Linked DNA regions of Homo sapiens: region 2 is linked to region 1. A link is a loop called in an ENCODE intact Hi-C map of the cell type or tissue named here. Cell type or tissue: thyroid gland. All regions are shown on one strand. Links, peaks and the distances in the headings refer to the core of each region. The heading gives the core; the rest is flanking DNA.

Region 1 (15,588 bases), core at 5,028-13,027:
AGTAATAATAGCAATGAGGGATAAAATAGGGCCCTGATCGTCTGGATGGAGGCTCCGTGGCTTTATTTCAAACAGAAAACAGGATGGCGAGCTTTCCATTATAGATCCATATTGAGCATGTCCTTGGAGAATTGATGGTAATTCACTAATGCCTAAATGCATTCTGAAATCCTCATATGCTGGTCTGTTGCTTGGATTAGTATCGATTCCCTTGTCTCTTACCTAAGACAGTGCACCCTAACTCAAGATGTGCAGCCTTCACCATGGAGGAAGGGAACTATGGGATTTACAGTCCTTTCACTCCAAGGTAAGAGAGGCAGCTTTCAGAAACACATTCTCTACTTCAGTGTCGGTGAAGGGGCTGTTTCCCATTACAGTATCAACCATAGTGCTTTAAATGGGAAAATACCCAAGGGTTTTAACACCTCTGCCAAAATCTGCTGTCCAGGATGAAGCTGTTCCCAGGGAAGGGGGTGAAGAACAACACACACACCCATTTCGGAATTCTCAGAGAGACCAAACACAACTGAGAACAGGATCAAAGGAACTATTTCACAGCACAGAGCATCCCACAGGGAGGGCGGTGGGCCACAGGGGAATCCCCAGGAGAATGACAGGTTTCTCAATCAGTGACAAGCTCAGTGTTGTGGTAGGCAGATGATCATAACCGATGACCAGCTAATGGCCCATCAGAAGCTCCTGTGTTATTCCAGATCCATTGGAAGATTGACATAGTCATCTCTCTCTCTCTCTCTCTCTCTCTCTCTCTTTCCCCCAGCCTGCCTTCTCTCTCATAAACATGTCATTAATGTTCATGCTACCAACAGCTGGATCATCTGAGTCCCTCCAGCTGCCTCTCAACTGGCCCAGGGGAACAGAACACCTGAGCCATTTTCACTTGGGTGTTGGGCCCATCCGTGGCCATATGGTGCCTCAGGCCCTGGAGGCCTCCTTCCCTCAAACCACTTTCCTTACTAGGTGGAAACATTCAGAACCCAACCGACATCAACACATTAGCTATTTCCCCTAGGGTTTGTTCAACTGGAAAAAGAACAGTAGTCACTTCTAATGGGCCTGCGCTACCCCTGGCCTGGTGCAGAGTGGTCTCTGAAATCACATGGCAAGGAAGGGAGGATGACTATCCCATTTAATAGATGAAGAAACTGAACCCTGAAGAGCTTAGGTAACTTGGTAACTTATCCATGGTGAACCATCCAGGAAATGGGAAGAAAGATTCAAATGGTGGTGTGACAGTTTATGAGACTTGTGCTCTCCTCACCATGCCCACAGCTAGAAGAGCTGAGGAATTAGACATGATAGACATGTACGTATGTATACACATACACACACGAATAGATAGGATGGATGGATGGATGGATGGATAGATTAGATAGATAGATAGATAGATAGATAGATAGATAGATAGATAGTTAGATAGACACAAAAATGCTTCCAGGGATGACCCCTTTGTTTAACACCTATCTTCCTAGATGCAGATTCCCCTCTCAATATGTCCATTAGGCCTCTCACCTAGCATTTGGAACTGAGAACATACAATACCCACATCCCTTCAGAGCTTCTTATAAACCCACCCATTCCACATTCCAGCCCCTTTGAAAGAGAGCTTTTGACTCTGACTCATGGGATCTTGAGCAACTCTGTTTTTGCAGAGGCTCCTGTGAACATCTCAGCCCAGCCTTTCACCGGGACCCCACTGGCTTGGAAGGGAAGGTGAGTTGGGGTTCTGTTGCTACGTACCCAGCCCTACATGGTCTCCAGCCACAGACACAGGCAGGATGGCCACGGGTGGGAGAGAAGGGAGGCTTGAAACAGCCAGAGCTCCACAGTGCAAAGGTGGCGTGGGTGAGCTGTGGCCAGACTTACCTTGAACAATACAGGCACCCAGGTAGGCAGCATCAGAAAAGGAGCACAGCAGGCGGCCATGAAAAATGTCCCTTTTAATCTGAAGGTATAAAAGGTATCTGCAATACAAAAGGAGAAATGGTCACTCTAACTTTTGGCTGAAGTCTGGAAGAAGTAGGATTGTTCATGCTTAGCTCCCATGGTGACCAGAGCTTTTCCCAGCTCTAGAGACTGGCTTAGACATGCCCAGCCCTTTGTAGAACAAGCAGAGGAAAGCTGAGAGGGGCCCTCTGAATTCAGAAAATCAGAAGTGTCTGCCGAGCAGATCTTATCAGCCTCCAAAGCTGAGCAGGCTCGGCCTTTTCAAAGAGGCACGAGAAGAAATGAGGAAAGCCACAGGACCCAGTGGCCAGAGCTCCTGGCAGCAGCTCCCGCACGAGGACAGCCATGGCCACCGTCATCACTAGCTGCATCTCAGGCACATGCTGCCCAAGCTCTGTTTCAAACGGAGAGCCAGGAAACGGACTCAATCCATACATAAGGCCAGCCTCATCATTTCTTAGGGGCAGAGAGACACATTAATCAACCTCAGACAGACGCAGTCATTATGAGGCCAGAAAGGCAACTAACTGATTCACAACTAGAGCTGTCATCTGTGTAGAGTCTCCCCACTCCAGGGATGGCACACTCAGATGCCTATTGAGGCCAGGCACACAGTGGCCTGTGACACGGGCAAGTCACCTGTGCTGGTGCAAGAAGTGCTGGAAGCAGGATGGGACACAGCAGCTCCCTAGAAAGGGGGCAGCCACTGCACAGCTCCAGCCTAGTGCTGCCACTAGAAAAGCACTTTGTCCAGTTTTTCCAGAAAAATAGCAAGGTGGGAGGCAGGCAGCAGAGCAGTGTGCCAGGTTGCAACCCCTGGCTCAGGCTCATTTTGTCCCTGTCCTTTCTGTTACTCCACACTGATCAAGCTCTCTTCCAATTTCCTCATCTTCTCAAGGTTCTTTCATTCCAGGCTCAGGCCTGGGATCTGTTGTTTCTGAGCAGAGTAACTTTACAGATGTGTGCAGATTCTTTCCGTGCTTCCTTTAGAGTTTAACTCTCAAAAACCAATGTTTTTTCTCCTTCTCAACTTCTTGGGGGTTTGTGGGGAGCATCTCTCAATCAGTCCCAGTTATCACCTTGTGAGGTTAATTTTTTATGTGTCAACTGGATTGAGCCATGGGATACCCAGATATCTGGTTCAACATTTTTTCTGGACGAGGGTGATTCTGGAAGAGATTAGCATTTGACTTGGTGGACTGAGTAAAGCAGATGACCCTCCCCAGTGTGAGTGGACCTCATGCAATCCATTGAGAGACTGAATAGCACACAAAGGCAGAGGAAGCTGAATTCACTCTGCCTGACTGCTTAAGCTGGGACATCAATCTTCTATCCTCAGTGTTCCTGGTTCTCAGACCTTCAGACTTGGATTGGAATCTACACCATTGACTCTCTGGTTCTCAGGCCTTTGAACTACACCACTGGCTTTCCTGGGTCTCCAGGTTACAGACAGCAGATCATGGAATACCTCAGCCCTCATAATCACATGGGCCAATTCCTTATAATAAATCTCATTATGTATGAAAGGGTGTGTGTGCATGCGTGCATGTGTGAGTGTGTGTGTGTGTGTGTGTGTGTGTGTGTGTGTAGCCTATTGGTTCTATTTCTCTGGAGAACCTCAACTAATAAACGTCTCTAGCGCCCAAGTAATTTAATCTTTACTCAGCCACAGGAAGAGCGACATGTGTAATCCCCATTTTAAAGGCAAAGAAATAGAGAATCAGAGAGAGTGATTAGTGTGCTAAGGTCACAGGGACGCTGTCAACCCCAGAGCACTGGAGCTCACTGTTTCTGAGCCATTGGTTCACTGAAAGCACACTGGATCCATTGAAGGAATCAGTGGCTCACTGATGTTTTCCTTCACTGTATCTTTGTCTAACATCTGCTTTATGCTGTGCACTGTGCTGTGTGGGCACTGGGGGCATGGTGGAGGCTCAAATGACAATCTTTGTCCCCAGTTTAGTATTAAATTGTGTGCAGAGGATAAAGGCAGTCCCTAATAAGTTTCTAATTTGGAGTTGCTATGCATTCTGTCAAAGGAACAATATTATACTCATTGGGTAAGGACTCAGACTAGCTGCCTAATCTAGTGCCTCTCACACTTTAACGTGCACATGAATTACTTGAAGAGTTTGTTAAAATTGATTCTGATTCAAAGGGTCTTGGATGGGCTTGAGATTCTGTATTTCTAATAAGCTCCAGGGGGGCCGGGCATGGTGGCTCAAGCCTGTAATCCCAGCAATTTGGGAGGCCGAGTTGGGTGGATCACGAGGTCAACAGATGGAGACCATCCTGGCTAACATGGTGAAACCTCGTCTCTACTAAAAATACAAAAAATTAGTCGGGCGTGGTGGTGGGTGCCTATAATCCCAGCTACTCGGGAGGCTGAGGCAGGAGAATCACTTGAACCTGGGAGGCAGAAGTTACAGTGAGCCGAGATCGCACCACTGCACTCCAGCCTGGGTGACAGAGCAAGACTCCATCTCAAAAAATAAATAAAAATAAAGAAATTAATTAATTAATTAAGTTCCAGGGGATGCTGTGGTGCAGCTCCATCAGCCACACTTTGAGTAATAAGGTTCTAAACCAGTGGGCTTCTGGATCCTACCCCAGACCCAATGAAATCAGAATCTAGGCCCTCACCAAAACTTGTATGTGAATGTTCATAATAACACTATTCATTATAGCTAGAAAGTGAAAACAGGGCAGGGCACAGAGGCTCACGTCTGTACTCCCAGCATTTGGGAGGCCGAGGCAGGCGGATAGCCTGAGGTCAGGAGTTCCAGAACAGCCTGGCCAACATGGCAAAACCCAGTCTCTACTAAAAATACAAAAATTAGCTAGGCGTGCTGGCTTGTGCCTGTAATCCTAGCTACTTGGGAGGTTGAGGCAGGAAAATTGCTTGAACCCAGGAGGCAGAAGCTGCAATGAGCAGAGATCACACCACTGCACTCCAGCCTGAGCGACAGAGCAAGACGCCATCTCAAAAAAAAAAAAAAAAAAAAAAAAGTGCAAACAAGCCAAATGTCCCCCAGCTGACGAATACATAAAAGAAATGTGGCATTTCCATACACTGGAATATCATCCAACCATAACAAAAATGAAAAGCTGAAGATGCTACAACAGGGATGAACTTTGAAAGCATTATGCTAAGTGAAAAGACGCCAGACCCAAAAGGCTACACATTGCATGCTTTGATTTATATGAAACAACCAGAATGGACAAATCTATAGAGACAGAAAACAGATAAGTGGTTGCCAGGAACTTGGGAGAAAAGAGAATACTGGATGACCACTTGGGTGCAAAATTTCCTACTGGGGTGATGAAAATGTTTTGGAATCAGATCATGGTGTTAGTGGCACAAATCTGTGCACATACTAAACTGTACACTTCAATATCTGTCAAAATAAACTATTTTGAAAATCCAAATTGTCTTAGAGTGGTGGTTCTCAAAATTTGGCATGCTTCAGAATTACCTGGAGGGCTTATGAAAATAGATTGCTGGACCCAACTGCCGGAGGTTTCTGATTCAGTAGGTCTTGGACAGACACCAAGAATCTGCATTTATAACAAGTTCCCAGGGGATGCTGACATTGCTGGCCCAGGGACCTCACTTTGAGGACAGGCCCAAGACTATTCAGAATAGCAAGGTCACACAAATGCTTTAAATGATTAAATCTTAGCCCTTTTTAAGGACTGTAAACTACCAGGCCAAATACCATGAAGTTTCTTTTCTGTGTATTCAATGTATGCATCAAACATAAAAGCATTTCTTTCTACTTTTTGATGAGTTTGGCCATGAAAAATAGTTTCAAATAACTATTTATTGATAAATGAGAGGCTTGAGTTGTAATCCCATAACTCAGAAATCAATTTGGCAAGAGCTTCCTGAGAAAAGAAAAGCAGCTTTCACGTCAGACTTTGGGGCTGTGCCCATATCAGTGATCTCAGGAGATAATCAAGAATTACTGTGGATTCAACATAATCCACTGAGTCTTGTAAATGGTTTCACATTAAGGATGCTCATTTTTTTTATATAATAGCTACCAAAAAATAATGCATCTCCCTTTAGTGTCATTCCTGCATAAAAAGATTAAGCAACAAAAACCCATGAGGGTCTGAGTCATAAATTATTGTGCTGCCATTAATAAAATTGCATCTCTACATGGATTGGAAGATGCTACTTCTAAAAAAAATTAAAATCAACATTCTTTTTGTAACATTCAATTGTATAGAGCATTTACAAAAGCCCCAGAAATCTAAAGGATTGTAAGATGATTGCTTATATGGAGAGATAAAGGATAAAAAATGATTTCAAATATCACTTTTGTGGTTATTTTTATTATTTTGTGATTTTAAATTTGCCTTTTTCTTAACATTTCTTTACTCTTAAGCATGGTCATGAATATGATCGTAACTTCTCACATATTAAATTCTTCTCAAACTTTAGATTAATCTTATAATAAAATAACAATTTATCATACAAGAAAAACTAAATGCCTTCAAGATAAGAATTCAAACCATAAGTACCTGGGGCATTCCACAGTTTCTCAATTCGTTTAGAATTCTAAGGACTGTGTTTACTAAGAAAAGTCCATTTCTACTTGTATAAGGGCAGTGGAACATCTTAATTACCTTTGGAAACTCAAAGGGTCACGATATTCCACTATTCATACCTGAGCTATTTAGTCAAACGTAGGAAAATGTTAGCAAATACAACTGAGAGGGGCGAGAAACTAGGGTTATTAACTGAAATGCTGTACTCTTTTACTTTCAAATAGGACTTTTTTCAACAACAAAATGTCCATCCTTAATTTATATTGTGACACATACTCAATTTTTATCCTCCAGACAAAATTATAAAGAGAACAAATGACAAAAGTGAGGCATTAGGATTTGATTTGATCTTCCTAATTACACTGTTAGCACCCTGAGGGCAGGAAAAATAGCTCGCTCGCTCTCTCCTCTCTCTCTCTCTTCTCTCTCTCTCTCTTTTTGGCAGCTAATTCAGTCACTGCCCCCTGGGTAGTAACAGCAAGTGAGAACAAATTTATCAAATAAATAATTAAAATTTTCAATCCAAAATCAGACCAAGGCTACATACTATACCATTCCATTTACATGAAATGTCCAGAATGGGTAAATCCATAGAAACCAAAAGTAGATTAGTGGTTGCCAGGGGCTTGGATGGGGACTAGGGTGGAGAATAGGGAGTGACTTCTATGGGGTACATGGTTTCTTTTGAGGGTGATGAAAACTTCTAGAATTAGATGGTGGGGAGGGTTGTCCAACACTGTGAATGTACTGAATGCCACTGCATTATACACTTTAAAATGGTGAGATACATTTATGTCATGTGAATTTTACCTCAATGAAAAGAAAAAACCAGGCCAGATTGCAAAATCCCAACCACTGCTTATAACGTCCATTATCTATTACCCTCATTTCCACACACACACACCCTCTCTCCCCATCTCCCACGCCCAGCACAAACCTTACTAAATGACTGTGAGGAAATTAATAATAGAGAGCAGAACCACCTGCTCCCTCCCAAAGTCACCTCCATGCCACTAATGGTCAAGCTTACCAGAGACCCTGGATAATAACAAGGAAGCAAAATATCCAAGAACCCAAAACCTCCCCCTGCCAATGATCAGAGCAGATTACACTTGCTTTTCTGTTGCATCTATCTGTACCTAAGCAGCTTATTTTGAGAGATGATTATAGCAAGTGATTTTTGTGGTCACCAAGCCAGAGCCTCATCTAGAGTTAAGCGCACAGCAGCGCTCTCTCTCCCATCCTCCTAGAATCCTGCTCACAACATGTGCCCAGGTTATTCAAGGAAGCCAAACCCCCAGAAGGTACGCTGAAGCTGTAGCCCCAACAGAGGGAGGTGAGAAGGGAGGAGGTCCAAGGACTCAAAAATTCGGAGAGTTGGGCTGAGAAGAGTCTGAGTGGAGGGAAGCCTGCCTCCCAGTCGGTCATTCAGCAAGCGGAAGGCAGGATGACAGACAATGCATTCTGCCAGGCGATCTTTTCCCTCCCAGAAAAGCTGAGATCCAAAAGATAGACTAGGGACTGTACTGGGTATGAATTTGCCCATGTCTCGAAGACAGACGCCTCCTATTTATTTTTAGCACCCCACTGTCAGATGTTTTCAGAGAACACCTCCCCCATCATAGCCAGTGCTTTTTTCTGCAGTTAATTACACTCTCAATGACAATTGTTTTTTTAAAAAATCCCAAAACAATTCAGTGTAAGAGAAGCATTCCAAGCAAAAACGCTGAATTCCAAGCTTGCAACACTGAGACGGTCAGCTCTAGACAGGAGGCCCATCTAGCCTGCAAGACCAAAGAGATTCTGGCTGGTTAAAGGTGCACGTTAAACATACAAACAAACAAAAAATACCTTGTGAGCTCTTCTTTAATCTTCAAGGGTTCATGTGGGTAGAATTTCACTCTAAAGCACATGGTGTATGGTGGATGAGCTGAAACATCATAAAGAAAAGGCATGAGAAAAGCAGCAAAAGACCATGGCCTCAAACACACACGGGAAAGGCAGCCGTGCAGCCTGACAGACTAGCCTGGGGAGTGGGGGCCAGGAGGGGGTGATTGTTTTGGAAGAAGCAGATATGATGCCCAAGAAAACAAAGCGACAGCAACAACAAAACTCAAAGAAAATGCTTGACAGGACTCCCAGAGCAAATGTAGAATACCAGCAACCCAGTCAGTGAGCTCATTTTTCCACATCACAGCTCGCCTTCATTCCTTCATTCTCTCCAGCACACAGCTCCAGAGAACACTTCTCTTCTGATTCTTCCCACCCCTTGTGACAAACAAATTGCACATAAGCACCATTCAAGTTGCTGGGCTCACAAAAGATTTTTTTAGCCTGTGAGGTGGAAAAAAAAATGTCACTGCACATGACTAGTTTTCCCAAAATGATGGTGTCTCTGAATTAAAATTAAGGTTTAAAAGATGGAGTCAGCCATGCAGAGATCCTACTTTGCAGATTTTTAGTATTATCTATCTATAAAGGCAGTCACCTGTATGAAAATAAACACTGTTGGCCGGCTGGTCGTGGTGTCTCACGCCTGTAATCCCAGCACTTTGGGAGGCCAAGGCAGGCAGATCACCTGAGGTCAGACCAGCCTGACCAACATGGAGAAACCCCATCTCTACTAAAAATACAAAAAAAAAAAAATTAGCTGGGTGTGGTGGCACATGCCTGTAATCCCAGCTACTCAGGAGGCTGAGGCAGGAGAATTGCTTGAACCCAGGAGGCGGAGGTTGCAGTGAGCTGACATTGCACCATTGCACTCCAGCCTGGGCAATAAGAGTGAAACTCCATCTCAAAAAAAAAAAAAAAGAAAGAAAGAAAAAGAAAAAGAAAGAAGAAAAAGAAAAAAAAGAAAAGAAAACAATTTTATAACTTTCTGGTTTCCCTGAAGGGAAAATCCTATGTAGGCTGCAATTCTGGTTGAGGTTCATGATTCTGGAGTGTTCTAATTTGCCTCAAATATCCAGAACTCACCCAACCAATGGGGATTCTACAGGACTTCCAAGATCTTCCATTATAAGATCACTACCGACTTGTAATATTACACTGATAAATGCATACCAGTGTAGTGAGATGCATTCAGATTTCAGTTAACATATAAAATGAACATCTTAAATCAAGGAAATAAAATAGTTAGCATTACTATTTCCATGGATTGGACATACCACTCATTTGCTTCTGTATCAGTAAAGCTACTTGGGATCAGTTCTCAGTCTACATCCAAATGTGAATATGAAACAACATCCTATTTTACCCAAATTCATCTTTCAAGATACGCAGGGGTTAAACTGCCATCCAATTCTACACTGTCTGGACTACTCCAGATGTAGACGAATCCTTTACATAAGAAGAGCCACAGGGTTCTTGAATATGAATGTATAATAAGAATAATTTAATATGAAAAACAATTATTAAAAAGGATTTGATAGCATCTAAATTACAAAAAAAAAGAGCAGCATCTTGCTGATGATCTCAGCAGAGAAAAACTGATCATACACACACACACACACACACACACACACACTAGAACTCTTTTCATTCAACGCCCTACTTCCCTACCAACAACTAGCAAAATTCTTAACTGAGATGAGTGCTCCTAACCTGATCCTATGTTCCCAAGATTTAAGAAAAGAACCTTTTTTTTTTCCTGAAGCACTAGGAGAAAATAGATACCTTCTACATAGCAAAGAAAAAGCTTAGAAAAATACATCATTCATCTTTAATGATATCTAGAAATTCAGTTCTAATACAAAATAATTTATCTTTAAACATTTCCCAGCTTTCTTTTAAGTTTGTTTAAAGTACCATCTTTAATAGAGATAGATAGAGATAGGTAGATAGATGATTGATAGTTACATGATAGATAGATAGATAGATAGATAGATAGATAGATAGATAGATAGACATGCCATCCTGCTTCATTATTCACTTTGTCTCTAATCCTGCCCCATCTGTCTCAGGTTCGTTCCTATCCAACTTCATTACACCCCAAATTCTCCAACCCATATTAACAACTTTCATCTACATTCTTCCCCTCCTTTTGCCATCCTCACACAAATATATGCCAACATGATTGTATTATATATGTGGAGAGATTTTTAATTTATTCTAACAAAATAAGATCATACTGTACATGTTTCTCTCACTTTCCTCACTTAACGCTATATCCTGCCCATCCCTCCAGGACAGTAGATAGAGATCTCACTTAATGTCTATAGTAACTACAGAATAGTTCATATTATGAATACACCAGAGTGTACTCAATTATTCCCTTTTAATTGTCATTTAGGTTGTTTTCACACTTTTGCAATTCAAACTATTCTACATCAAACCATATCCATCCTTGTGCACAGATCGCTATATGCTTGTATTTTTATTTCTATAATGTAGACTCTCAAAAGTTGAATTGTTGGATCAATAGGTATGGGAAAATGTTTTAAAGAGAGCAGAAAAATAAAGTCCCCTGACTATCAGCAATTTATAAAAAGGAAGATCACAGAAAATGGCCCCAAACGAGAGCTGTCCTTTCTCTCCTTCCTGAAGCATTAACTTCTTAGTGTCGTAAGTTGGCTTCAATAAGCATCGGAGCTCCTCAGATACAAATAGTGACTCACACTTGTTCCAAAGGATCAGGCAATGAGGCCCAGAACTGCTCCCCAGTGCTCTCCTTGACTATGTCTGAGTGTAGGAAGCCTTCCCACCCAGTTCTCCTCACTTCAAGCTCTGAGGCTCCAGGAAGGTCTAGTGCTTCTCCCACGTACATGAAGAGTCCTTCCATCATCTGAAGATGACACTTGTGGGCCTTCTGAGTCTTCCCTAAAATAAACATCCTGGTCCTCTTCATTTGAAGCAGTTCTGAGTGGCCTTCACCAGCCGGCCCCTCCACCCTAAGTAGATTCTTGTCTGCTCTATGCTTCCTCAAGCCAGGGGCCCTAGGATTGCCAGCTTCATTCTGGACATAATCGTCGTCTCCTGTCAATGGTCTCCTCTCAGTGTTGATTTACCCTGAGTTTACAATAGGCCCACAGTCTTAATTCTTTTCATATCTGCTGTTGCTGAGTCACACAGAACAAGCCACTATGTTCCTGACATCTCCCTCCATTTGCTGGGATATGATCACAGAAGAAATCAATACAAGGTGCTCAAGATATGCTCACTATTGAACCCCTTGGCAGAGAAGGGATGAGAGCTGGCGGCAGGAAAAACAAGAGGAGGCACTTTTCAAGTTTAACATTTTCTATTTTTTTTCTACCATCATATATGCCCTACTGTGTTTTTCTCTCATATCTAGCCAACATCATTGACCCCATGTCACCAATAAAAGAAGAGTGTCCCTGTAAGTTGGAAGAACCACTCAGTTCTGTCACAGTGATCCAGGAGTAGTGCCAGAGACCTGAACTGATGAGAAGGTCAATGTCTTCATCCAGGCCTGACGAGGCCACTGCAGTGGGGTGGGGGAGGGGGGGCACTTTTTCTTTAAGAAACTTACTTAAGGTTCTATTAATAGATGCAAAAATTATATTATTATTTTATAAAGTAGTACTGCTAAAGAATGTTCCTTCACAGGGCTGGAACAAGCTGAAAAGATAAATAATTTCCCCCAAAATGCTGATCTAGTTATGGATGACAAGATGCATGAGGGTATAGAATAATATGTCTTGTTCAGCTTTTTATCCCCAGAGCTGATTATTGATAAAAGGTTGATTTTCTGAGTGTGTGGATAAATGAATTTGTGAATGATAAACCCCAGGCTCTGAGGCAGATGTCTAGAGGAACACTGAGGCCCTGCCATCACATTCATCCCTTGGTCCCTCTGACAGAATCAAAATACAGATCTAGAAAAGTTTGTCATCTGGATCACTACAGCAATTCCTGAGATTTACATTTTGAAAGCCTCTTTTCTCAGCTTCTGTTCTTCCCACTCAATATCTGGAATAAAATTCAGGGACTCTGGAGTTGGTTACGATAGCTACTTCTAGAGGCAGGATTGATTAGTTCAATCAGCAATGATCTATTGTTATAGGTAACAGACACAGTTTTAGATGTTGTACATTCATTGCACAAATGTTAGCAGCTGTGAACAGACAAAAATTTTGTCTTTTTTTTTTCTTGAGACAGAGTTTGGCTCTTGTTGCCCAGTCTGAGAGTGAAATGGCGTGATCTCAGCTCACTGCAACCTCCGCCTCTTGGGTTTAAGCAATTCTCCTGGCTCAGCCTCCCAAGTAGCTGAGAATACAGGTACCCACCACAATGCCTGGCTAATTTTTTGTATTTTTAGTAGAGACAGGGTTTCACCACGTTGGCCAGGCTGGTCTCGAACTCCTGACCTCAGGTGATCCACCTGCCTTGGCCTCCCAAAGTGCTGGGATTGCAGGTGTGAGCCACTGTGCCTGGCCAAAAATTCTGTCTTATGGAATCAACCTAAGTGCCCATCAATGGTGGACTGAATAAAGAAAATGTGGTACATATACACCATGGAATACTATGCAGCCATAAAAAGAACAAAATCACATCCTTTGCAGCAACATGAATGTAGCTGGAAGCCATTATCCTAGGCAAATTAACACAGGAGCAGAAAAACAAACACTGCATGTTCTCACTTAGAAGTGGGAGCGAAACATTGGGTACTCATGGACATAAAGATGGAAACAACAGACGCTGGGGACTACTAGAAGAAGAAAGTAAAGGGGGCAAGTGTTGAACAACAAACTATTGGGTACTATGCTTAGTACCTGGGTAACAGGATCATTCATACCCCAAACCTCAGCATCATGAAAAATATCCAGCTAATAAACCTGTGCATGTAAACCCTGAATCTAAAATAAAAGTTAAAAAGAAATTCTGTCTTCATGGAGGACACATTCAGTAGGGGTAAACAGGTATAAAAATCAAAATAAATATGTGAAATACCAGGACAGTAGAAGGTCATATGTGCTATGGGAAAGAATAAAGCCAAGAAGATGTAACAGATGAGAGAAGACTGCCACCTCTGCTCCCTTTTCCCATCCCCACTCCAATCAAACCCATGAAGTACGTGCAATTCTTTTTACTACCTTGAAAAAAAATAAAACACTCAAAAATCAAATCATTTAAAATTGTAAGTCATTGAACAAGGAGGTTGGGGGTCATCTTTAACCCCAAGTGTGGTGGCAATGGTTTGGGGTCAGAAGTCCAGCATTTGAGCACTGTGGTGCACCCACACCAGCTGTATGACTGCTGGAAAAGGAGCCTTCTCAGATGCAACATGGAAGCCCCCACTTACTCCCTGGGACATGTCCAAGGTCCTGAATCCCCTTGTGCAGCGATGACTAACCCCTTCTCCAAGCTGCTAAGTGTCTACGCAATCCAGCTTCCATGTGTTCTTATTCTTAAATTACAGGGAAAGGGGAATGACGTAAAGAAAGATCCTTCTCTGTGCCAAACATTTGGTGCAGAATCAGTACAGGAAATGTCTGATGAAGGAGCTATCTGCGCAAACCCACAGCCTGTATTGGAGCCCTCTCCCAACAGTATTATCATGAACAGCCACTGTGCATCTTTACTAGACTGGGCAGCATGGTCACCCCATGGGAGAAGACATCCTGGCCCTGTCTAATGTGGTGCTCAGGCTTCAGCACCCTTGACAGGGGTACACAGGGTGGTGAAAACCCCAAATCCCCCAGAGGATGAGCCCCTGAGTTTTGAAGAGGATGTCCCAACAGTGATCTTGAGAAAGCCACCTAATTTCTCTTTCCTGCTCTGCAGAGGTCACAGTGCCAGTGCCAGCCATCATGTCTACCTTCCAGATGTGTTTGGGTGGATCCAAATGGCTCCTGGAACGTGTACACAGGGCATTATCTAAATGTGAGATTGTGTTCTGTTGAGATAAACACTCCTACCAGAAGAAGAGAAGGAAAATGGGAGGTGGAAATAGGAGGGAGGGAATGGGGAAGACTGAATTGAATTCAACTCAACAGCTGAAAAGCATTAACTCAGCCATGTAAGTGCTAAAAACAGAGCATACCACCAGAGTAGCAGAGAAGGGGGAAAAAGTGAAATCCACTTTGAAATGCCAAGAGCTTGTAATTGCACTGAGAACAGCAGGGCTCCTCTCTCACAGCCAACTGATAGCTGCCAGACAAGGGCTGGGGAGCCAAGTGTCTCCTCGGGGCAGCTCAGTGGCCCCTTTTGTGTCAGCAAATCCCAGGGTAGCATCATTTTGCTGATTTGATAACACTGAGAACATGGAGAGAGGTACAGCTGTTTATAAAACAGAGACAGAATTTCTCATCTCCACATTGAGCCATTGCCCAGAAATGGAGTTGATAGGAAACGATTAAATTGAGCAAGATCCTGGGTGAAAGGGAAAAAGGGACTTTCTTTCTATTTCTGACCAACAACCTCAGTCAAATCTTTTAAAGATCAGATAGGATTTTTTGAGAGAGAAGCATCACTCAGCAGCATTTTTTTTTTTTTTTTTTTTTTTTGACAGAGTCTTGCTCTGTCGCCCAGGCTGGAGTGCAGTGGCGCGATCTCGGCTCACTGCAAGCTCCGCCTCCCGGGTTCACGCCATTCTCCTGCTTCGGCCTCCCAAGTAGCTGGGACTACAGGCACCCGCCACCACTTCCGGCTAATTTTTTTGTATTTTTAGTAGAGACGGGGTTTCACCGTGTTAGCCAGGATGGTCTCGATCTCCTGACTTCGTGATCCGCCCACCTCGGCCTCCCAAAGTGCTGGGATTACAGGGGTGAGCCACCGCGCCCGGCCAGCAGCTTTTTTTTTTTCTTAAAACCAAACGTTTTCCTCCAGTCATCATAAAGAATCATGGGGAAATCAGAAGCGTAATTTCAGGACTATACATACAAACTCACAATGTTTCTCATATACATTCTGATTTACAGCTAGGAAAAATCTCCCCAATTTCCTTTTTAACAATTTTTTTTATTTCGATAGGTTTTTGGGAAAACAGGTGGTGTTGGTTACATGAATAAGTTCTTTAGTGGTGATTTCTGGGATTTGGGTGCACCCATCACCCAAGTGGTATATACTGTACCCAATGTGTAGTCTGTTATCCCTCACCACCCC
Region 2 (15,588 bases), core at 2,507-10,506, 80 kb after region 1:
GAACATGCGGTGGTAACCCTGGGCCATGCAAGGAGGACTGATTACCTCCAGGCAGGGATGGGGCACCAACACTGCCATCAGGAGAAAGCCTATAAGCAAAGCCTCCTAGAGTCTCATATGGTGCTGCCCCAATTTGGTAGCCACGAACCACATGTAGCTATTTAAATTTTAATTTAAACTTTAGTTCCCTAGTTGCACTAGCCCTGTTTCTTTTTTTTTTTTTTTTTTTTTTTTTTTTGAGATGGAGTTTCGCTTGCATCGCTCAGGCTGGAGTGCAGTGGCGTGATCTCAGCTCACTGCAACCTCCGTCTGCCAGGTTCAAGCGATTCTCCTGCCTCAGCCTCCTGCGTAGCTGGAATTACAGGCTTGTGTCACCATGCCCAACTAATTTTTGTATTTTTGCAGAGTTGGGGTTTCACCATGTTGGCCAGGCTGGTCTCAAACTCCTGACCTCAGGTGATCCACTTGCCGCTGCCTCCCAAAGTGCTGGGATTACAGGCATGAGCCGCGGCCCCGAGCTCTGCTAGCCCTGTTTCAAGTTCCCAGCCACATATGGCTAGTGTCTACCTTATCAGATGTTGCAAATACAGAACATCTCTATCATCACAGAAAGTTCTATCGGACCATGCCAGTCAAGAGTAAATCTTCTTGAACGTTAATGTGCCTTTAAATCACTTGAAGATCTTATTAAAATGTAGCTTCTTATGGAGTAGTCTGGGGAGGGGCCTGAGTCTCTGCATTTCTAACAAGCTCCAGGTGGATGCAGACGGTCGTGGCCATGGCCCTTGCTGAGAGGCTAGGGAGGAGGCACAATGACCCTGTTCAACGCTGGCCTTGAGCTGAATGGTAAACATGTCTCCTGCTCTTACACAAAGAGCACCTTGTACATTCAAATTGCAGTTCTATAAAACAGTGAATGTTAGACGATACAGAATCACTTTCCCTTGTCTACCCTTCCACCCTTACACTATGTGGTTTTCAAAAATTTCAGGGTTCGAAGCAAAAATATACAGACCACTGAATCTCTATCTTCGCTACACTATCTGCAATGGAGATTTCCTTAAGAGAAAGCCTGCCCGGTATAATTTAAGCAGCTGTGTTTCTAGAAGATAAGAGCAGCCCTTGTACATTCGGACACAATGGTATCTTAAAGAGAAACAGGCATGTGCAAAAATTCAATGTGGCTGCATTAGTACAACATATTTAGAGTAATGAAAAAGAAGAAAGAAGCTCTCCAAGCTTAAAAACAGAAAATTGCATCACAATAGAAAAAATCCCACAGATAAATATACCAAATAATCTATCTGTAGCATTGCCACAGTTTCCAAACAGAAATAACTCACACGGTTTCATCTTTAAAAACAAGAAGACAGATATATCTGTGATGTACATAACCTAACATTTCCAAATGATCCCAATTAATCATATAACTATCCACACAAAGTAGGTCTTACTGTTTTCATTTTTACAGGTGTGAATACCAACTCTCAGACGAAGTAAGAAACTGCCTGGGGTTCACCCAGTTCTATCTGGCTTTGCAACTCATACTGGTTTTATTGTCCTGCGCTACTGCTCCAACTAGTATGAAAAACTAGTTTACAAGTAGATGAGAAGAGGGCAATGACACCCTGTAAGCAGAATAACTATTGCAGACTGGCAGCCTCTTCTCCCAGCTAGCTACAGTTTACTCACCTGCAAGTGGAATGGCTCACCCATCTGTCCATTAAAAGATTAATCTTATCATTAAGAGATTTCTGCTAAAAGCACTGAGGGAAAACATAAACCAGTATGTTCATTATTTAATCTTGCTGGGTTTTACAGGATTTACAGTAATTATGGGTTAATGTAGATATATATCCTAGATTATAGAATAACCATCCAGAGAAAAATCCAAGAGTGAGCTTGTAACAAGGTCCCCTGCATGAGAATTAGCAGCCAGAGTACAACCTGGGACGTGACAACTGGTATGAGCATGTTCTCACAACCAAGCAACCTGGCTGAAAAGTGAGTCATGAGGTTGTGGGGAGAGGTGGGGGCCATCAGAGCATTCATCATCCTAGCTTGTGAGAGTGAATGGGGGCACTCACAGACAACAGGAGTATGCATGAACTGGCCCGGGGAAACCTGTCCAGCAGGCACCTTATTCAGAAGCCTTGATGTTAGGGAGTTGGATTTTTCTCTGAAAGGAGAGGAAGCCACCAAATGAGTGGCATAATCCAACTTTGCATTTTAGAAAGACCTTCCTATGGGCCGGGCGCAGTGGCTCACACCTGCAATCCCCACACTATGGGAGGCCGAGGCGGGAGGATCACTTGAGGTCAGGAGTTCGAGACCAGCCTGGCCAACATGATGAAACCCCCATCTCTACTAAAAATACAAAAATTAGCCAGGCATGGTGGCACATGCCTGTAATCCCAGCTACTCGAGAGGCTGAGGCAGGAGAATTGCCTGAACCCAGGAGGCAGAGGTTGCAGTGAGCCGAGATCATGCCACTGCACTCCAGCCTGGGCAAGAAGAGTAAAACTCCGTCTCAAAAAAAAAAAAAAAAAAAAACAACCTTCCTGGCCCTTGCGTGGAGAACAGGGCTAGAAGAGGAAGAGATTATTAAACCTCACAGGCTTAGTCCATAAGAAATGTGTGCACATGTGCTCACAAGCGTGAGCAAACCATCCTAAGAAAATTCAGAATCTGGGGCTAATTTTAAACCCGCTAATGTTGACCTAAATTAGACACAAAAAAAGTTGAATTCTTCCTATGCCAAAACTAACCCCCAACTCTCATGCTCCTCCCCTGGCAAGGTCTACTGCATGGTATTATAGAAAGTGGAACCAGCCCTTCAGGCCAGAGGGCACCACCTGGAAAAGCAACAAGCCATTGTCCTCAATAGGGAAACAGTTACCAACAGCAAAATGCAGCCAGACGAAAATCTGTCTGGATTGTTCCAGTCATTTGTTGAGCATCTCCTACATGTTGGCACTGCAAATGTAAAGATAACCGAGGCACAATTCCTGTTCTCAAGAAACATATGGACAGACAAGGCAGTTATTCTGATACAATGTGAGAGGCATGGCAGAGGCCGGCCCCGGTGCTAAGAGCACAAAAGAGGAGCAGGTGATGCACGCTCTGTGTCATCGTGTCTTTTGGCACAAAGTGTGGTTTCCAGACTTAGCAACATCCTGTATTACCTGGAAGCTTGCTGGAAATGCAGAATCTCAGGCCCACCTCAGATGAGTTAGCCAAAGGAGGATAAGTGGGAGGAGGCATTTAAAAGACAGGAAATGGCAGAAGCAAAATGACCGGTGTGAGAGGGATGGTTGCACATTCCCAGCTTGCAGAGATCAACATGCCTGAAGCACAGACTAACAGGCACAAGGTGGTAAACAGAGAAGCTTTGAAGGGGTGGAGAGGAAGACCAGGTAGAACCTTCTGAGTTACAGGCCTGAGACACATCACTGTACTTGGCAGAAGGGACACCAAGGAGATCAGGTGGTCCAGACAAGCTTCGGTTTGGAGGGAGCCAAGAGTTGTCTGGCACAGGCTTGAGAACTTGGAGAAGGGAACTTAGCTGGTTTTGTGAAACCAAACAAACTTATTTCCCCTTAATGACATTGCTTCCCAGCTAGATCTGTGCCAAAGAGTAAAAAGAAAAGCACTCAAAGAACCTTCACTACTCGATCTCAGTCCAGGCACAGGGCTTGGGCAGGGTTTCTTAAAGGCACCTAAGTATAGGAATTACCTGGAGCATTTGTTCAAAATTCAGGTTCCCAGACCAAAGTGTAATCTGTGGAATCAGAAACCCATGAGAATGGCCTGAGGAGTATAGGCTTGGGAAGCAGCCAGGGTGATTCCACACATCAGGAAACCTGGGGTCTGTGGGTGAGGGATGGAGAGCACCTGATTCCTAACACTGTAGGTGGTCAGCAAGTCATAGGTTCCCCTCTGGCCCTGTCACAATAACCCAAGAGGTTGGAAGGTGCTGACTCCACTCCATGTGCTCTTTATAGAGGTTGTTCAGGTCACACATCCCTTAGGGGACAGAACATGAAAAACAGTCTTGCTCGGTACCTGACCTAGAAAGGTGTCATTCTTGATGTGCTAGTCTTACATATTTAATGGTAGACTTGTTCCTCTCTCCATATTTGATTCATTCAATACTCATCATTCAGTACCTGTTAGGTACAGGCACCTAATAGGTACAAGCAAGAAAACTTGAGTTCTCTGACAGATGAAAGTATTAGTTAATGTTAGTATGAACTGACTCTTGAACTTTGACAAATATAAGTATTTATATATATATGAATATATGTATATATCTAACTCAGTGTCTTTATACCTTTTAAAAAGATGAATCTAGAAAAAAAAATGAGCAAAAAGCATGAATAAGCATTTCACAGAAGATAAAACTTAAAAGGCCAGCAAGCATATGAAAAGATGTTCAACTGATCAGTAATTGGGAAAACAATAATTAAAAAACATTTCCTATTCATGAGCTTGGCCAACTTTTTAAAGTCTGACATTTCCAAGGTTTGGTGGGATGCAGAGAAACTGGACAGCGTCCTACACTGCTAACAGGAGCATAAGTAAGCGCGACCAGTTTAGAAAACAACTTGTCATTACCTAGCAGAGGTGATGATGTACATAGTAAGTACTTCTGCTTCTAGATGGAAACCCCAGAGGAGTAGCAAACATGACTATAAAATATGTATAAGAATGTTTATAGGCCGGGTGAGGTGGCTCACACCTGTAATCCCAGCACTTTGGGAGGCCAAGGCAGGTGGATCACCTGAGGTCAGGAGTTCAAGACTAGCCTGGTCAACATAGTGAAACCCCATCTGTACTAAAAATACAAAAAATTAGCTGGGCATGGTGGTACACACCTGTAATCCCAGCTACTTGGGAGGCTGAGGCAGAAGAATTGCTTGAACCCGGGAGGCAGAAGTTGCAGTGAGCCGAGATCACACCATTGTATTCCAGCCTGGACAACAGAGCGAGACTCGGCCTCAAAAAAAAAAAAGTATGTTTATAGTAGCATACTTTGTAATTGAATAAAACTGGAAACAATTCACACATCCATTGACAAAAGAATGGAAGGATACTTCCATATATACATATATACATATCCACACATATAAACCACACACACACACACATATATATACATGTGTGCTCATGTTGGTCTGATGTATTTTATAAATATTTAGTCCTCAGTTCATTTAGTAATTATAATAATTTTCATTATTTATACCATGTATTAAGGCATGTGCTGGGTGTTCTTTACATATCTCTAATCATCATTAAAACCTTGTAAGGTATAATCATTCCGCTGCAGTTGGAGAAGATGAAGTTGGGTGATGCCTTTAGCCTAAAATCACACCACTTGGAAATACTGAAGCTCAGATTTGCACCCATTAACTCCAAAGCCCAAGTTCTTCCTACCATATCAAGTTCTTTCCAGAAAGATCTTTAACCCAATAATGTATGTTTTACTCATTATCTTGATAATGATGTAAGCATGAAAGCAAGTTAATTCCTCCTAACCTTGCCCTTGATATGTAGATCTACTCTTCATTGAAGCTAAAACACACACGCACACACACACACAACTCATATGTAATAGCAACAAATAATGGACGGCATGGCCTCCTTAGGAAAAAATGAAAGCTAATTAAAATAATCTCTATTGAATGTAGGCTAAATTTATTTGTGCTGAGGTTCTATAATTCATGAGAATTAACGTGACTGATCCATAGAAGATATTCACATAAAGAGGAAATAAGCAGTTAATACTTCTCTTCGTAGTCATGCCATAGCAAGTGGCCATCAGCTTCCAGAGCTGATGCCTCCCGTCACATCTGAAGCTCTCCTACTGTGATGTCTCACCACTGCTTGGGGCTCAGGTACTCTGTACAATGAGAGCTTCCTTTCAGGTTCCTGTCACTTGGAAGATCCATCTTGATCCTGGCTCCAGCCCCCTGCTTGGCAACTCAGCCCTATCAATTATTAATCCATCTCCAGCTTTCATCGCCCGTTTCTCCCTCTCCCTTTGATCTTTTTCCTCAGCTTACAAACATTCTCCCCAGGACATCCTTAAAAATGCCCTTTGCTTTCACTCTGATATGCTCTTATGCACTAAGCTCTCTCTCCCACTCCCTTCTCTGCCCACCTTGTAGAAGGAGCCCAGCCTGTCCCAAGGTCCCACGTCCTTGCCACCTTCTCATCATTTAATCCTGTTTCCTCATCTACAAAACTGAGATAATCATGCTTCTTCCTGGGCCTTCGTGAGGCTTCTGTGAGAATGTGTGCATGATGCCAGGTGCTGAGTGGGAGATTATTAGTCTTCTCCTTCTTAACAATTTTTCTCTCTCTCTTGGATTCCATTTTGCCCCTTATTCTTTATCCTGGTCCTGGGTCTTCGTCTCTTGTCTCTGCCATTTGTTCAGGGATCTCATTCAGCCCCCTGGCTCCAACTCTGACCTCTATGCAGAGATGCGAATGATTCTCAAACTCAATATCCAGACTTAACCCTTCACGCATAAGTCAGCAGGTCCCAAGCCAACCCCAGATCACAGAGAACCCACTATTCACCAACTGCTTCTCCTCACCACCACCATTGCCAGTTTCTTAGAATTCGGATATCGTAATCATCATGAACTCCTTTGTTCCCCCATCACTAATCACTTACTAAAGGCTGTCTTATTCTATATTATACATAATGCTTGAATCAAGGCCTTTCTGATCATACCTTATCCCTAGCCTTGGTCTCAACACCTCTAGTTGAAACAACTTCAAGAGACACCTGCCTAACTCCTTCCCTGCTCCTGTATCTCTTCCCTCCTCTTTGTCCTACAAGCCAATGCAGAGAGACCTTCCTAAAACACAACCCTTGTCCCACGCTGGCCCCTCCTTCTGCAGCCCCCTGTAACCTCCAAATAAAACCCCAAGATTGGCTCCATTTGGTAGAAGCTCCATTTGGTGGAAGCTGAGTGATCTGTACCAGCCACCATATTGAGAAATTTTTATCCCTGTACATGTGTATAAGTACATGTAAATGTATATCATGTGGGTTTAGACACGTGCAGATGACAAAGACCTAAGGCAGACTAATGCTCAGAGTAGAAAAGAGTAATTAGTAAGCTGGCAGATCATAAGTCTCTCCACATATTTGTTCCTTAACTTGTTAAAATTATAAAACAATGACCATGATAAAAGAAAAACTTTTTTTTCATAAAATGGCTTGCTTTTTTTTAAGAAATGTCTTTCATTTCACACCAACGAGCCAGCAAACATTCACCTATCTTTTTCACTCTAAAGTTTAAAGCCGTTGGTAGCCCCACGTCCATATCTTCGATGTTTAAAAACAGATGTTTAAAAATTACAGATTTCCCTAAAATCTGAAAAGCTGGCCTCTTGAAAACTCAGCTGACCACTTGGCACTGGCTCAGCATGGCATCACCCCTGTGCAGGGAGCTGGCTGGAGAGGAGTAACAAACAGCTGTCCCTGTGGCCAGGCCACCCACCCTGCTCTCTGGCCACATTCATGCCTGCACCACTTAGTTCCTTTAGATCACCTATCTGACCCCTGTAGGAATTTGATGCTTTGGCCCCTCATATAAACAATGAGGTCTTATTGTAATTCCGTGGTATTAGAGCCCTGTGATAGGCAAAGCATGTCCAGCAAGTTCATTCTGAGCAAAACATCCTTTTAGGTGAGATCCATTGGCCCTTTATTGAACTCATGGAAGGAGCACGTTCATTTCAGATTGTACATTTCCAGCTTCTTGGGAATGTCCAATAGCGTGGATGTTTGAGAACATCAGCCAGTTCAGATGTACGCCTTCCCTCATCTAACTAGTCTCCCTGCCATAAATGAATATGACATTGGTATAATGTATTTCGTGTTTTGCACAATGAAACTAGCACCACATGTGCTTCCAAATGCTCATTATTCCCATGTGGATAATTTATTCTCCTACATTTTCAGGGATATGAGTTAGAATGACTTGTTATGCCCTCCAAAATCATCTTTGTTTTCTTAAAAATGCTAGGACAAACTGAATTAAAATCTAAAATTTTTAATTTATCTTAATTAATACTCTAGCCTTTCCTTCCTTATTCTATTCTGATTTTTTTCCCTATTCTAACTTTTTACTTTGTATTTCACAAGGTATAATCTTAAACAGTTTTGTGGTTAAGTTTAGCGTTTTTTTTTATGAGATGAAACATTTGACTTCTCTGCTATTTTAGGTTCTGAGAGTATCAGCTTTTGCTGAAGGTATAAAGGTGTCAAAAGTGTCACTTGTCCTTCTCTTGTCTCTGATTTGTTGACCATGAGGCCCTTTTTAACTTCCCCAATTGCAGCTCCCTTACTATTTTGTCTTCTCCAGTTTTGTGCCTGCACTTGGTGTTATTTTTCCATACTCTCACCTCCTGACCTGGCCTGAGTTCTAGGTGGAAGTTTCCATTTGCCTTTCAGGAATGAGCTCTTATCAAAAGATCACTAACTCATAAACATGCTTGCTTGCCAGCTGCTGGCACAGCACTCTGCAGAGAGAGGACACTTAGTTCAATGTGGGACTTGGGCTTCTTCAGAGAAACCCTAGCACTCTTCAGAAGGAACCCGTGGCAGCTCGAGGCATAGACAATCCTCATTAGGTACCCAATATTTATTAACTAAACTCTTCACCCAACTCCCTTCCCTCATTGCATTCCCAATCTAGTGGCTGGAAAGGACACTGCCACACACCTGGAAGCAATGGACTTAAAACACGGCATTGCAAGAGTCTTCCCCACATCCGGCCCTCTGGATGCCTAGCCTTGTCCCAGGATGCTGGTTAACTTGTATGATGACAGGGAAGGATGGGCTAGAGTGATATTTTAAGTGCAATCTCCTCCATAAACCACTTCTACAGCTCTGGCCTTGCCACTGAGCCAGGAGCCAAGTCTGCCAGGTCACTATGTTTCCTTTGCCCCAAGGAATCCAGGAAAATACCGAGAGCACTGCCAGATGGCAAGCAGCCACCAAGGCTGCTGGGTGGCCCGGGAGGAATGTGACTGTGTGTCCTTTGTGTGGTGTGGCCCCCTCCCTCAGCCTGGCCAGCCTCTGCTCCCCAGCAGTCCACGCACATTCCAAGGTTTTATGTGTGCATTTCAATGAAGCCCAGCACCCCACCACAGAAAATGTCACCACTGCCTCAGGCCCTCCGGGACTTTTAAAGCTTTGAGCCCAGCAGGTTAAACTTATAAAACAAAGGTCATAGATCACTCATCCAATGCCTGAATAAATATCTGTTTGTAAGTTCAATATAAAAGGAATATAAGTTTAATATGAAAGGAATTCTTCCATTATCCTTTTTTTCTTAAATAGATTTAACAGATTTAAAAAAATTTTAATTTCAATAGCTTTAGAGGTACAAGCATTTTTGGTTATGTGGACAAATTATATAGTGCTGAAGTAGGATTTTACTGCACCTGTCACCCAAGTAGTGTACATTGTACCCAGTAAGTAGTTTTTCATCCTTTACCCTCCTTCTGAGTCTCCAATGTCCATTATACAACTCTGCATGCCTTTGCATACCTATAGCTTAGCTTCCACTTATAAGTGAGAACTAGGTTTTTGGTTTTCCATTCCTGAGTTACTTCACTTAGAATTATGGCTTCTAGTTCCATCCAAGTTGCCAAAAAAGACATCATTTTTTTCTTTTTAGTGGCTGAGTAGTATTCCTTGGTGTATATATACCACATTTTCTTTATCAATGCATTCATCAGTTGATGGGCATTAGGTTGATTCCATATCTTTGCAATTGCTTTTCATTCTTAAAATGTTTCCTTATTATAAAAAAATCTCAAGAGGCTAGGAAGGCAATTAATGCATGCTTAGTTCATGATATTAATAAAGAACATTGGTGGAAGTGAAACTTCACCACATCATAAAATTCTGCATGCTCAGGGATCATAACGGAAGCAGGAGGTTAGGACACCATAAGAAAAAGAGAAGGGGGATTAGGCCTTCCCACAGAACTATGCCTTGTCCCTCTCATGTTTTCCTCACAGGCAAACTCTTCAAAGCAGCAGTCCCCAACCTTTTTGGCACCAGGGACCAGTTTAATGGAAGACAATTTTTCCACGGATCAAGGTGGAAGTGGGGTGGTTTCAGGATGACTCAAGCACATCACATTTATTGTGCACTTTATTTCTATTATTATTACATTGTAATACATAATGAAATAATTATACAACTTACCACAATGTAGAATCAGTGGGAGCCCTGAGCTTGTTTTCCTGCAACTAGACAGTCCAATCTGAGGGTGATGGGAGACAGTGACAGATCATCAGGCATTAGATTCTCATAGGGAATGTGCAACCTAGATCCCTTGTATGCACAGTCCACAATAGGGTCTGCACCCCTATGAGAATCTAATGTCACCACTGATCTGACAGGTGGCAGAGCTCAGGTGGTAATGCCAGCTATGGGGAGTGGCTGTAAATACAGATGAAGCTTCACTTGATCACCCACCACTCACCTCCTGCTGTGCAGCCCGGTTCCTACTGGTCTGTGGCCCAGGGGCTGGGGACCCCTGCCTTAAAGGACTTGTGTCAAAAGTCACCATCTTGCTCTATTCTGCAAATTCCCTCTTGACCACCTCCTCTTTAGGGCAGCAGAGGGCTTCCTGTCTGGAGCTCCAAGCCTGAAAGACATCTGCAGGGAGGCACAGTGTTTCTTCATAAACTTCCTTCCTCAAGCTCACAGGCTTGGCAGTTTGCTTAGTAAATATCAAATTCTCCCCAAACTAAAAAATAAAGATTGCTCCTGGCTAGGTGTACCTTGACCACTGGACTCTCAGTCCTCTGAGCCTCTGATGGAGTTTGAGGTCACTTTTAGGAGACTGTGCCGTGGTCTCCACAGGCAGAAGAAAAAGAATGTGGCCTGTTCTGCAAGGCAGTGGAGTTAGACACAGGGGGACTTCAGTTCACATCCTGGCCCTGGCCCTTCCTGGTTGTGTCACCTGGGAAAGGCCACTTGGCTCTCTGAACCTTGGTTTCCTTGACTGTGAATGGGGACAAATGTCCAACACTAAACAAGAGGATGCACACAAAGCTCCCAGCAGCCTACCTGGCCCATGGCACTCACAAGCCCAATAAACCTAAACTCACCCATCCCTTCCTGCTTACCCAGCAGTAGAACAATGGGTTTTCTGAATCATTAAGTCATTTTAACAAGCTTTTAAAAGCAAACTAGCTCAAACCAAAGGAGACACAGCCCATGCTTATCAACAGTCCTCTCCCAATGTCTTAAAGCCTTGGGATTCTCATGGTTTCCAGTGGAGGTCAAGGAGAAAAGAAGTGTTGTAACATGATCAGAAATGTATGGCCTCCCCTTTAAAGAGGAAACTATAATTAACAGAAGATGCCAACATCTGAATCTCTCCCCTCCCCCACCCCTCTGCTTTTTTTTTTTTTTTTTTTTTTTTTGAGACAGGGTCTGGCTCTGTCACCCAGGCTGGAGTGCAGTGGCACGATCTCGGCTCACTGCAGCCTCTGCCTCCTGGGTTCAAGTGATTCTCCTGCCTCAGCCTCCTGAGTAGCTGACCACAAGCACACACCACCACGGCAGGCTAATTTTTGCGGGTTTTTTCTGTAGAGATGGGGTTTCACCATGTTGGTCAGGCTGGTCTCGAACTCCTGAGCTCAAGCAATCCACCTGCCTCAGCCTCCCAAAGTGCTGGGATTACAGGCGTGAGCCACCGTACCAGGCCGGAACCCCTTATTTAGTGTTCCTTGCTCAGTGTTTCTCCAGCTCTGCAGCCACCCTTATGGAAACTGGAACCACTCTGCTACACACATGGACTTCCATTTGATTTCCTCTTAGTCAACACACAGTGTGCAGTGTGCTTCTGAATTCAAATATCCAGGCCCACCTGGCAGATCCTTTGGTCCCTCCTAGTTTGGAAAAGGGAGGATCTCATGAAATCAGGTATCCTGCTTAAGAGAAAGTTTGTGCCTTTCAAAAGTGAGCTCTAAAGCCACCACAAACCAGAAAGCCAGCAAGGAGTGCTCAAGGTTCCAGATCAAGAGCTCCCTGACCACTGGCCTCACTAGGGCATCATCTGGAGTGGCAGAGTCCTACCCTAAACCACAGCCGTCGTTGAGAAGGCACAGAGTCCTTCCCTAAACCACAGCCACCACCGAGAAGGCTGTCTTTTAGCCAGTTACTTCTTGGCATGAATTATTTTAACCTGGATAGCTTAACAAGAAGCCATGTTGATTGTAATGAAAGAACCTTTTGTTTTGTTCCAGTTTTATTTGGGTTTGAGGGGCAAGGGGCGTTAGAATTAAGACAAATCCATTTTGGTGATTTGAGAATGACTTTGTTTAAAATTGAGATGTTTTTAGGGGCTTGTTTCAAATGGAGATTCCCTAACCCATCCCCAGATTCTGATTCAGTAAATATGAGGTGGAAACCAAGAATATACCTTTTTCTATCAACCCTCTGCCCTAGTGACTTTAACATGGTCCTAAGACCACAATAGAGAGAAATTGGATCAGGATATGCCACCCAAAAATCCCCAGAACCTTAATTTGGCTTGAGACAAAAGTTAAATCCCCACAAACTAATTATTTAAAAAAGAGAACCCAGAATATGCACATGTTCAGGAATCAGAGGCAGGAAAATCATGGTGCATCAAAGCCTCCCTAGCAGCCCCACACAACACTGATTCTCTCTACCCACAGTCCTACCTTCACTCTTAACTCCAGCTCACCCTGTCCTCATCCCGGCAATCCCTCTCCTGAGATTCTGATCTTGGACTCTGACTTTGCAGCATCCACCTTGAGATAAAGCAGCTCCAAAAGAAAGAAATGTCCGTGGAAATCCATTAAAACCACTTGTTGTTCTCTCACACTAAGGGTCAAATCATAGCTCCTGAAACATAATTAAATAAAGTCATTGACACATAAAACTGTCTGCACGACAGGCTTTACAAAGGGCTCAAAGGGCTTTGCTATTTTTAGCTTTTTACTAAATAAGAATCTAGTGTGTCCAAATTAATCACACATTTTTCCTTTGCCAAATTTTAATTAATAAGATGTGTGTGTGTGTGTGTGTGTGTGTGTGTGTGTCTGCATGCACAAGAGATCAACTAGCAAAGAAAATCTTGCTTCAGGAAGCAATAAAGAGATCATTTGAAATATTGCAATTCAAAAAAAAATGTTGCTTATAAACTTAAACATAAAAGAGTCATTTCTTATATTGAAACCAGTTACTTCACTGGATTCATTTAACACTCTGTCCTGGACCTAGACAAAAATACAATTTTGCTTTTAAATTATGCCATCCCAAAAATAACCATTCCATTTAAAGATATACATTTTTACTCTGTGGCTGAAGTTTTCCAACCTGGACCAAGGGGAAAAAAAAAAAAAAAAAAAACAAGACAGCTAGACAGGAAAAGAATACCAATCCAGATGATTTACCTAGGAGCCATATCCCTGAAAACAGTCACAGCATACCCCCTGGAAAGAAAGAGGTGAGAGCAAAATGGAGGCAGTGCCCAAGCTACAGATGCCCCTGAAATATATAACCCTTCAGAGTAAACATCAGCCAAGACAACAGAAAACTGTTCAGATGTTGACCACAGCAACCTCATCTGCAATGGTTCCACCATGTAAAATCCAAAATTTGGAAATAAGGCAAAAAGACGATGAGGTGCTCTTCCAAGGTGACACGGAGTCTTGTCTATCAAAGTCACATAAGGGTCACCTGATGCTTTAGGGAGGCAAACTCGGCTTGACTTAATATTTGCTAATCTTAAAGGTCTAGACTGTAAAATTAGATGCTAACTTGTAAAAGATTGGTAAGTTGCAAATAATTTCTGTCCTATAGAGGAGGCAACTCAACATTTATGGTTTTATCACCTTATGTCCATTATATACCTCAGCTGTGTCTCAGCAAATTTTATCTCAGCATTGTTTAGTTTCTTTGACTATATAGACTTACCATAAACCAGCTTTGCCATCCTGCTAGTTCCCTCATTGATGAGTTAAATAAATTTTTGACTCGTGCTCATTCTATATTTGTATGAGAGTCATACTTTTAATTTATTGAAAATTACACCTTGAGATTTTCTTTATCGTTTAGTCCACCTATCTCCCTGTCTTGCTCTGAAGTCTGAGCTTTAAAATTAGTTCCAAAATATCACGAAGCCTAGGAAGGTTCCATTTGGCTCATATAGTTGTCATTAATCCATCATTACTGACCACAATCACAGTGCTTCTTCCTCCAACCAATACCAAGCAGATTCCACCATTCTGACCCAGCTGAGATTGAGCCTATAAACCAGGCACACAGACGTGGGTCTTCCATGGAAGTAGAACAAAATACAAAGAAAAGAGAGACGGGACACATGTGCACCTTCCTGATCCTAGTACTTGATTTCTCTTTTGCTCCAGGACATAAAGTTTGTATGAGACTTGTCATATTAGAAGAACATGCGCGTCACTGGCAGTGACAGTGCAAAGCTAAGTGAGCGAAGCAGGGGGATCCTCAAGAGCACAAAAGAGAGTGCAGGATAAAAAGAGAGAAGGGGGCATGTGAGGGCACGTGCGGGAAACACACTCAGTTTTGCAGAATCAGCCTCCCCTCCCACACACCGGCTGTTTTGGTGCTATAAGCAGACTCCCAGGGAGGCTGGAAGTGCCAGTAAAAGGCTAAAAATTTCTGCTAAATTACTATTAAGCATACCAAGAAAGGATCTAACTCAAGGAAATACCTTATTGGATTTTCCCCAAAAAAAGAAAAGAAAATGTATTTTCTGAAGCAAGCCACAAAAATATGGGGTAGTGAAGTGAATATAACATTACTCCAAAGAAACAGAACCCAGAAATTCCAGCTTTTAAATTGCTGAAATAAACACTAACTATTTGGAGAAAATCATACTTGTGACTTACGGATGATGTCCTAAATAGGTCTCGACACGGTATTTAGGGAGAGTCACAAACTCTTTCTTTCTACCCACTCTACCTGTCTCAGAAGAGAGTTTTTTTTTTGTTTTGTTTTGTTTTGTTTTGAGATGGAGTCTTACTCTCTCGCCCAGGCTGGAGTGCAATGGCACAATCTTGGCTCACCACAAGCCATTTTCTTGCCTCAGCCTCCCGAGTAGCTGGGATTACAGGTGCCTGTCACCATGCCCAGCTAATTTTTGTATTTTTAGTAGAGACAGGGTTTCACCATATTGGCCAGGCTGTTCTCGAACTCCTAACCTCAGGTGATCCACCCGCCTCTGCCTCCCAAAGTGCTGAGATTACAGGCGTGAGCCACCGCATCCAGCAAAGAGAATATTTTCTCCACACAGATGTACGATCAGATCTGACCCAGGGCAGAGCCCCTAAATTAGGCCAAACAACCTCGCTGGGTGCAATAGGTAGAAATAGTCTTCCCTGCTGTGTGTGTTCTGTGCGTCCTACAGCTGAGAGGGCCATGAGAAGTTGTTCCCACCTCTGTGCTGCACCTCAGCATAGCCTTCCTCCCACAAAACAAATGGCTGCCGTAGGTCTCTCTCCAGAGAAAGAAAACCCTTCTGGAGGAAGGAAGGA

The links. Hi-C counts contacts between places; a loop is a spot of excess contacts. Peaks named below come from ENCODE experiments on the same cell type or tissue, not always from the same donor. Only the 100,000 strongest peaks of a DNase experiment are listed, where the experiment ranks them.
Region 2: it touches region 1 in a loop (2.0-fold over the local background); 5 of 110 quality-filtered maps call a loop at or near these places.

The regions. Positions count from the first base shown.
Region 1 is chr9:83,341,306-83,356,893 of GRCh38, forward strand. FRMD3 (FERM domain containing 3) reads right to left here. Exons shown (of 14, transcript NM_174938.6): 4 at 8,374-8,452; 5 at 1,885-1,982. Among named protein-coding and RNA genes, the nearest start is that of FRMD3-AS1, 130 kb to the left of the region's middle. In thyroid gland, for the core only: no CTCF peak of the experiment used is centred there; DNase peaks (open chromatin) are centred at 5,536 and 8,676; H3K27ac peaks cover 6,513 bases.
Region 2 is chr9:83,423,376-83,438,963 of GRCh38, forward strand. The region is part of intron 1 of FRMD3 (FERM domain containing 3); the gene reads right to left. Among named protein-coding and RNA genes, the nearest start is that of FRMD3, 110 kb to the right of the region's middle. RefSeq lists silencers at 679-973, 8,899-9,193 and an enhancer at 679-973. In thyroid gland, for the core only: no CTCF peak of the experiment used is centred there; DNase peaks (open chromatin) are centred at 7,466, 8,526 and 8,996; H3K27ac peaks cover 4,416 bases.